Regions from separate parts of the Homo sapiens genome. Here region 2 is linked to region 1. Evidence: read pairs that join two places in POLR2A ChIA-PET (ENCODE). Cell type or tissue: PC-9. All regions are shown on one strand.

The links. Peaks named below come from ENCODE experiments on the same cell type or tissue, not always from the same donor. Only the 100,000 strongest peaks of a DNase experiment are listed, where the experiment ranks them.
Region 2: POLR2A ChIA-PET joins it to region 1 with 9 read pairs; 2 of 35 experiments call an interaction of 5 or more read pairs at or near these places.

What each region holds. Positions count from the first base shown.
Region 1 is chr20:25,370,807-25,375,806 of GRCh38, reverse strand. The region is part of intron 1 of ABHD12 (abhydrolase domain containing 12, lysophospholipase); the gene reads left to right. Among named protein-coding and RNA genes, the nearest start is that of ABHD12, 18 kb to the left of the region's middle. In PC-9, no CTCF peak of the experiment used is centred here; a DNase peak (open chromatin) is centred at 3,026.
Region 2 is chr20:25,126,774-25,131,773 of GRCh38, reverse strand. No RefSeq gene overlaps it. Among named protein-coding and RNA genes, the nearest start is that of VSX1, 47 kb to the right of the region's middle. In PC-9, no CTCF peak of the experiment used is centred here; no DNase peak of the experiment used is centred here.

The DNA of each region.
Region 1 (5,000 bases):
TCCACTACTGACCAAGGTGGCTGAATTTACCCGGAAATAACCCAAATAGCAGCCACAACAAAAACGACAACATACACGAAACAATTTTTAAAACACTGGGCACCAAGCAACAAAGGACAGTAAACTCGGAGAAGTGACAGACAAAGGAAGTGAGCCCTACAGTACCCTAGCTGATCTCCTTGAGAGAGCTTCCACGCCATGGCACAGGGAGGGGAGCCACGTGGACTCCCAGGGTTGTGGGTGTGGAGCTGAGAATCTGGAGAGACCAATGTGGCTAGAGTTTATAGGACAGAGTACCAGAGAGGAGAGAGCAACACAGAGAGAGACCCTGGGGTCTGCAGAGGGTCCCCTTGATCAGCACACGTGTGTGAGGAAACTCTCTGTGGCTGGGGAAAGAACTGTCTGAAAAGATCAGAAGATACAGTCCCTGCTACTTAGAGCAAGATTATAATTTACTGGTAGAACATTCAGGAACAGCATGCTTCAGTAGTGGGAAATTCCAGGTGTATGGGTTTGTGAGGGCTACCATAACAAAGTAACACAGACCAGGTGACTTAAATGGCAGAAGTTTATTTTCTCTCGATTCCAGAGGCCAGAAGTCCAAGATGGAGGTGTCAGCAGGGCTGGTTTCTCATGAGGCCCCTCTGCTTTGCCTGTAGATGACCACCTTCTCCATGTGTCTTCATATGGTCTAACCTCTGTGTGTGGCTCTTTCTGCATTTCTTCTTACAAAGCTGAGTCATAGTGGATTAGGGTCCACCCTGATGACCTCATTTTAGCATAATTACCTCCTTAAGACCCTCTCTCTAAATACAGTCATATTCTGAAGTGCTAGGGGTTAAGACTTCAACATACAAATTTTGAGGGGACATTATTCAGCCCATAGCACAGGCATGCAGAGTGGGAGGAAACTATGATGTGTATATAATGAAGAGAATAATCAATGAAAACCGACTGAGTACTGACACGCACGTTAGTGTTGAAGAGAAGCACATTAAAACACTGTAGGCTGGGCGTGGTGGCTCACACCTGTAATCCCAGCACTTTGGGAGGCCGAGGCGGGAGGATCACCTGAGGTAAGGAGTTTGAGACCAGCCTGACCAACATGGAGAAACCCTGTGTCCTGTCTCTACTAAAATTACAAAATTAGCCGGGTGTGGTGGCACATGCCTGTAATCCCAGCTACTCGGGAGGCTGAGGCAGGAGAATCACTTGAACCTGGGAGGCGGAGGTTGCAGTGAGCTGAGATCGTGCCACTGCACTCCAGCCTGGGCAACAAGAGCGAAATTCCATCTCAAAAACAAACAAACAAACTTACTGTAATTGTATTCCATATGTTCTAGAAGTTAAGTGGAGAGTCATGGAAAATCTGAAAATTACCCAAATTGAATTTCTGAAGATGAAAACCATAATGTGTGAGGTAAAGTTTACACTGAAGGGAATTACATTGAAGGGCAGATTAAACACTGCTAAAGAAAGAGCTCAACTATTCAACATGAAACCTGGGGAAAAGAGAACCAAACAGATTTTCAAAAGCATCATTACTAGGCCAGGTGTGGTGGCACACACCTGTACTCCGACCATGTGTGTAATCCCAGCACACCTGTAATCCTAGCACTTTGGGAGGATAAAGAAGGAGGATCACTTGAGCCCAGGAATCTGAGACCAGCCTGGGCAACAAAGGGAGACCTCATCAAAAAAGAAAAAAATTGAACAATTAGCCAGGCGTGGTGTGCATGCCTTTGATTACAACTAATTGGGAGGCTAAGGTGGGAGGATTGCTTGAGCCTGGGAGGTCAAGACTGCATGAGCCATGATCAAGCCACTACACTCTGGTCTGGGCAACAGAGTGAGACCCTGTCAATAAATAAATAAATAAATGCATCACTATGCTATGGGACAACTTCAGGTAGCCTATTATACTGATAATTAAAGTCCTCAAAGAAGAGGAGAAAGGAGAGAAAAAATATTTGAAGAAATAGTGGCCAGAAACTTTACAAGCTTGGTGAAAACTGTAAACCCACTGCTAAGAAGCTTAATTAATCTCCTGCATAAGAAACATGAAGCAGTATACCAAGGCACTTCGTAATCAAATTGCTCAAAATCAGTGATAAAGAAAAAAAAAACCTTCAAACCAACCAGAGGAAAAAAGACATACTGTGCACACAGGAACAAAGATATGGGCAAAGAAGTTTTCTTAAAAGAAAAGTAAGTAAGAATTCAGTGAAGCAACGTCTTTATTTTTTTAATTTTTTTTTTTGAGACGGTGTCTCAGTCTGTATCCCAGGCTGGAGCACAGTGGCACAATCTCTGCTCACTGCAACCTTCATCTTCCGGATTCAAGCAATTCTCCTGCCTCAGCCCCCCAAGTAGCCAGGATTACAGGTGCCCGCCACCACACCCGGCTGATTTTTGTATTTTTAGTAGATACAGAGTTTTACCATGTTGGCCAGGCCGGTCTTGAACTCCTGACCTCAGGTGATCCACCCGCCCCGGCTTCCCAAAATGCTGGGATTACAGGTTTGAGTCACTGCGCCTGGCCTTGAAGCAACATCTTTGACGCTGTCATGCCATGTAGTAATGTCACTCAATATAGTAATGTCACTCAATAACAGGTACACCTTCTGAGCAATGTGGTGTTAGGCAAGTGCATTGTCACGCGAAGATCAGAGTGTATTTACACAAACATAGATGGTACGGCCTATTACACGCCTGGGCTATGTGGTAAGGCCTATTGCTCCTAGGCTGCAAACCTGCACAGCATGATACTGTACTGAGTCCTGTAGGCAGTTGTGACACAATGTTAAGTATTTGTGTATCTACACATAGAAAAGGTACAGTGAAAATACAATATAAAAGATAAAAAACAGTACAGTATAGGGCACTTACCATGATTGGAGCCTGCAGGACTGGAGGTTGCTCTGGGTGAGTCAGTGAGTGAGTGGTGAGTGAATGTGAAGGCTTAGGACATGAATATACATTTTTATACAACTTGCAGTGGTTTGTTTATACCACATCACCACAAATGTGAGTAATGCTTTTCACTGTGACGCTACAGCCATGACATTAGGCAATAGGAATTTTTTAGTTCTATTATAATCATATGGGACAACCATTGTATAAGTGGTCCACTGTTGGCTGAAATGCTATTATGCAGTTTGCATGACTGTACTGAAAGAAAAAGCTATCCGTCCAAAATTCTTGACCAGGTGAAAATAACTTTTTATGTTGTCATTCCTCCCACCCCAAATATCTTCAAAGGCAAAATAGTGAAGTTTTCAGATATAAAAAAGCTGAAAGAGGGCCAGGTGTGGTGGCTCACGCCTGTAATCCAAACACTTTGGGAGGCCAAGATGGAAGGATCACTTGAGCCCAGGAGTTCCAGTCCAGCCTGGGAAACATAGCCAAACTGGCTATGTTTTATAGACTCCATCTTTACGAAAAGTCAAAGATTAGCTGAGCATGGTGGTGTGCACCTGTGGTCCTAGCTACTTGGGAGGCAGGAGGATCACTTAAGGCCAGGAGGTGGAGACTGCACTTAAGCGCAGGTGACAGAGTAAGATCTTGTTTCTTAAAAAAAAAAAAAGAAGAGGCTGAGATAATTCATCATCAGCAGACCCATGCTTTAAGAAATGTTAACACCCAGGTGTGCTGGCTCATACCTATAATCCCAGCACTTTGGGAGATCAAGATGGTGGGATCGCTTGAACCCAGGAATTTGGGGCTTCAGAGAGCTATGAGCATGCCACTGCACTCCAGCCTAGGTGACAGAGAAAGATCCCCTCTCTAAAAAAACAACAAGTGAAATTACAAAGTAGCTCACATGGAATGAAAAGGAAGACACACGTATGCCCCGAAAGCATGCTTGAGGAAAGTGAAAATATAGCACTGAATGCCTATAGTAAAAAAGAAAGATCTTCAATTGATGACTTTAGCTTTCACATTAAAAATCTAGGGGACCAGGCACTGTGGCTTATGCCTGCAAGCCCAGCAGTTTGGGAGACTGGGGCAGGCAGGTCACTTGAGTCCAAGGAGTTCGAGACCAGCTTGGGATCCACAGTATTTTGGACTACTTTTTTACTGTGAGGAAGGGAAATGAGAAAATAAATGTAGAGAACTGGCATGAAGCTAACTTTGTATAATGATTGAACCCTGAGACAGTGGCCTTTCTATCAAGTTTCTGAGATCCTTACTTGGCAAAATAAAAACCCGGCAATATTAGGTCAGTCCCCATTTTATAGAACATTTTATTAGTTCATGAAACAAAAATCTAGGAACCAGTTCTTTGGGGAGTGTCAGGAAGCGGGGAGGGTTATGTTGGGAGGAATCACTTCTGAAGAGAGATGAATAGGGTTGAAGATGAAGCAGTCAAGATGGTTACTAAGCGTTTTATAACCAGGTGTTTTGGTTTTTAAAAAATCAGGCATTTCTGTGCATTAGAGCCTGCTGCTGCCTCCAGGTTGTAAACAGTGTTCTAAGGGCCAGCCACAGTGAAATCCAGTGCAGGGCTACCATCCTGATAGAGCGGCTTGGTACCAGTGTCCCACACCCCAATGTAGGCATTGCCCATGGGGACGAGAGGGGACATAGACACTCCTTGGGGGCCTTTTGTGTAGGAACCGTGACCACCAGTCCAGTGTCTCAGTCTGTGGTCTCTCCTTTAAAGTAGGAATCTTCCTAATTAGCTGATCACTCTCGTTCTTCCTGGACTCCCCAGTGTCTTTCAGAAATAGCTTCTGGTAAGTTGCAGCTTGCTCATGATGGGAGGGAAGGAAGAGGAAGTAGAACAGTAGAGGCAGAACAATTAAAAATAAATGGTGAAGGGCCTGGTGTGTGGCTCACACCTGTAATCCCAGTACTTTGGGAGGCTGAGGAAGGAGGATTGCTTGAGCTCAGGAGTTTGAGACCAGCCTAGGAAACATGGTGAAACCTGTCTCTACCAAAAAAAAAAAAAAAAGTCAATAAAGGCACAAGAAGAATTAATAAAAATAACATTGATT
Region 2 (5,000 bases), 240 kb after region 1:
GGCTTTCCCAGTCTCCAGAACTGTGAGCAATAAATTCGTATTGTCTGTAAATTACCCAGGCTAAGGTATTTGTTATAGCAGTCTGAACAGACTAAGACACACTCTGAATCTTTAGGCCATTATGGCACGTGCCTTTGGTCCCTGCTCTGACACCCTGCTATCCCCTTTTCATGTAAGGGTGTGTCCTTCCCAGGTGCTGTGGGGGCTCAGGCCTCACTCCTGCCACCTGCTTCTGGACCCCTCTGGGAGCAGAAACTGCCTGGCCCAGAGCTGCAATTTCTACCTCTCCAACTGCCTGTGGCCTCTGAGTGCCAGGAGGGGTGGGTGGAGAGGTGCGTGGGTGGGATACAAAGTCCCTGCCTCCTCCTTTCCCTCTCTTCTGGTGAGCACCCTCCAATAAACCACATGCACATGAATCCCCGACTTGGCTTTGCTTCTGTGGACTCCAAACCATGATGTCCATTCTGGCTGACCCTACAGAGATGCAACTCATTTTTGTTTCTCCAACTTCCTGGGGGCAGGGAATATGAACTGGCATTAAAAAAACTCCTGAAGGTTGAGCACGGTGTGGGAGCTCCGTGGAGTTCAGAGGTGGTGAAGACACTGGTTAGACAGTGGCTGCATCTACTTGGGAAAAGCCCACCTGAATAAGATGGTTGGTGATGATTGCAGTCTTCCCAATGTGCAGGGCAGCTCACCTGTTGGTATGGTTTGACCAGAGGTGGTCGACTGGTGGCCGGGAAGGGAGCTGCAACCCAAACATGAAGCTGGAAAACAGAGTGGAGGCAGCTGACCACAGCCCAGCTTTGGTGCTAAGTGGGGATGGGGTAGGGACAAAACGGACATAGCTAATCATTTCTTGGTGACTGCAGGAAACTCTAATAAGGGACTGGAAACTGAGGCAGGCAGGGGAGGAGGAACCAATACCAGCATCATTCTGCAAGTGACTGTGGTAGGCGACCAGGGCCTCATCCCAACAGGGAGCTCTGGGGACTCTGGAGACTGAGCACAAACCCAAGGGGAATCCCACGTGAGGGGCATCCACCTAAGGGGAATCTCACCTGAGGGGTGTCCACCTGATGAGTGTCCACCTGAGGGGCGTCCACCTGAGGGACAGACACCTGATGGGAATCCACCTGATGAGTGTCCACCTGAGGGGACTCCACCTGAGGGGACTCCACCTGAGGGGAATCCACCTGAGGGGCACAGACCTGAGGGGAATCCACCTGAGGGGTGTCCACCTGATGGGAGTCCACCTGAGGGGAATCCACCTGAGGGGAATCCACCTGAGGGGAGTCCACCTGAGGGGAGTCCACCTGAGGGGCATCCACCTGAGGGACACACACCTGAGGAGCATTCACCTGAGGGGAATCCACCTGAGGGGCATCCACCTGAGGGGAATCCACCTGAGGGGCATCCACCTGAGGGGAATCCACCTGAGGGGAATCCACCTGAGGGGCATCCACCTGAGGGGAATCCACCTGAGGGGCATCCACCTGAGGAGAATCCATCTGAGGGGAATCCACCTGAGGGGAGTCCCACCTGAAGGTTGTCCCTCTGAGGGGCGTCCACCTGAGGGATGAGGGATGTGCACCTGAGGGCCAGGCATTCACTCTCTGGCACTCCTAGCTGCCACGTGAGCTTGTGGGCTCTCAGGCCAAAAATCCCATTTACAGGCGTTTGCAGGAAGCACCACCAGGGCGTGCAGGTGAGTAGGGCAGGCAAGGCTCGGCCCGATAGCACCATGCAGGGGATTTTACTGGTCTTGTACTGAGCTCTAGCTGCCTTTGTTCCTTTAGGTCTCACCGCACCCCTGTGGAATATGCACTAAGCCCATTTCCATTTTACAGACAAGGAAACTGACTGAGGGGGCCAAGTTAGTTGCCCAAGGACACAGCCACGAAGTGGCAGGGTGGAGATTGGACCCTCACATCGGCCTGGCCTGGAGCTCTTGTCCTGCCCCCACTGAGCTGCTTGGCTCCCAAGGTGGAGCTTCCCCACACAGTATGAGGATGAGAGCAGGCCCCAGTCCTCTGTGGACCACCATTCCTGGCCAGTGCGTCCTGGGGACCACACAATGCCGCAAAGGCCACGAGTGCTCCACGCCAAGCACCTGGACTCCTACGGTGCCCTGGGTGTTTCTCATCCTTGGGGCAGCTGTGTTCTTCCCATGCCTGATGCCAAGAGGCCTTGGGGTACCCACTTCACTCCACATGCAACCTGTGAGCCTCACTTGTGGTCGGGAGAAGAGACAGGTGACTGATTCAAGTTCACTTCTACACAGGAGGGTAATGAATTTCCCTTCCTAGCAACTTTCCACAGATCCCTGGGAAAGGGAAGGCCAGGAAAGGGTTAAACACTTTATTTAGATGGCTTTGCTTATTCTGGAGAATTAATGGAAGATAAGCTAAAAGTTCATTTATAAGAGTATTAAAGGATAATTATGATGGAGTAAGTGCAGAGGGTCAGAAGGCATTATGGTGAACAGACTTCTAACCAGGGGCTAGAGAAGACAGGCTAAAATAGATTCAGCCAAGCAGCACCCAGCATTCCCCCAAATTCCACTATGGCGAATGTCCACCTCTCTCCCCTCCCTTTTTTCTATTTTAATTAAAAGTATTGTAATTCAATCCCTGGTTAGGTCATCTGTGAACTTGTAATTATAAATGAATCCCAAGAACTTAGAGTTTGAGGCAGATCAAATAGGTGACCTTTTAATAGCAACAAAATAAAAAAAAGATTTTGTAGAAAATCTGATTCAATCAGATTAGATGGAAAGTGGGTAAAGCTGATTACAATTCTACTAAAGACAGTATTTGGGCAGCATTTGCTCTAAAACAATAGCATTAATTCTTCTTTAACAAGTATTCTCTGGAGAAAAATTAATAATTAATGGGAACCCAGTTTCAACACAGAGCGCAGGACACGACGCAGGAGGAAGAAAAGGTGCCAGCCGTGGTCAGGGTCAGGAGGCACCTGAAGTCCTGACGTTTTGGGTTACATCCAAACATGTTTTGGCCTTTAAAAGAAAAAACAGCTTAATTGAGGTATAATCCACATACCATAAAATTTATTATAAGTGTACATGTGATATTGTGAAATATATATATATTTGGTCTTTGTCCTATTTCCTGGCATACAACTCCTAAAATCCTTGGAATCTCCAAAGTGATGTCTTTTTGTATGCTAACGTTGACTGAGCACTTCAGAGCGGGGCTGGTCATGGAAAGATCAAGGCAGGATTTCTTGATATTCTGTAACTTAGTTGTTATGGACTGAATGTGTCCCCCCAAAATCTATAGGTTGAAGTCCTAACCTCCAATGTAATGGAATTAGGAGGTGATTAGATCATGAGGGTGGAGCCCTTGTGAATGTGATTAGTGCCCTACAAGAACAGACATGAGAGAACTCACTTCCTCTCTGCTCTCAGCCAGGGAGGATACAATGTGAAGATGGTCAGCTGCAAACCAGGAAGCAGGCCCTCACCGGATGCCAGATCTGCTGGTGCCTGGATCTTGGACTTAGCCTCCAGAACTGTGAGGAATAAATGTTTCTTAAGTCACTCAGCCGATGGTTTATAAAATGTTATTTAAGTCACTCAGCTATAATTTGTTATGCAGCCCAATCTAAGATAAAAAGTTAACAATACTTAAACACTATGATATAAAATCAATACAGCTTGTTTACATGATAAGGGGATAAGAAGGGTAATAAAACAGACATTTGCTTCACACACACGTATACACACACACACAGATCTGTTCATAACATACAATGAGGGAGAAATACAACAATTACAGCCCTTATTTCTGTAACTGTCATGTGGTTATAGCTGGTATTCATAGCTAACTGCTTTCACTACCCATTCTGTATTCCCTTTGCCCTCAGCAAGTATCTCAGCTGGTGACGCTTTATCTGGTGCAGTGACTGAAACCTTTATTTCTGAGGGTCTGGGCCATTAGTAGTCCTGCCTGGCTTGGGTTGTTGTAGTTTTCCAATGACTTTGATCACAGAACACGGTAACACTAAGAGATTTCCTAAGGGATTGCATGTATTCCAGACATTCTCTTTCTTGACTCCATTGTGAAGTAGCAGTCTAATTTCTCCTTGGTGGTCTGGATCAATCAGCAGAGTAACTCCCTTCTTTGCTTGTTGATTTAGAGGCATGAGGAGCCCCAGGTGGCAGGGTTGCAATCTTAACTTCCAGTTCAATGGAATCATCACTGTGTCTCCTGGTGGAAGCAGTCCTCCCTCTGAAACTAGGACTTCTAGGCCAGTGGAGCATAAGTTGCTGGAACAGGAAACAAAAATGTTGCTAATGGGTTATTGGGGATAATAGTGAGTGGTGCCACTCCCATTTCTACCCCTAGATTCCTGGACCTGGGAATCCTGGTTATGGGAGAAACAGCACTATATATTGAATGCTGATTCAAAACATATACAGCCTCATGGAGAACCTTGTCCTAGCCCTGCAAGGTATTGCCACCTAGCTGGTATTGTAACTGAGTCTTTAAAAGGCCATTGCACCATTCTCTCAAGTCAGCTCTTCAGGATGGTAGGGAACATGATAAGACTAGTAAATTCCATGAGCATGGACCCTTGCCACACTTCATTGCTGTGAAATGAGTCCCTTGATCAGAAGCAATGCTGTGTGGACTACCATGGTGATGGATGAGGCATTCCATAGTACTGATGATAGTTTGGGCAGAAACATTACATTTAGGAAAGATAAATCCACATTCAGAGTAAGTGTCTATTCCAATAAGATCAAAGCACTGCCCTGCCCCTTCCATGATGGAAGCTGTTCACTGTAATCAACCTGCCACAGGTAGCTGGCTGATCACCCCAGGGCATGGTATCATACTGGGGGCTCAGTGTCAGTCTCTGCTGCTGGCAGATTGGGCACTCAGCAGTGGCTGTAGCCAGCTTGGCCTTGGTGAGTGGAAGTCCATGTTGCTGAGCCCATGTGTAAGCTCCATCCCTGCCACCATGGCCACCTT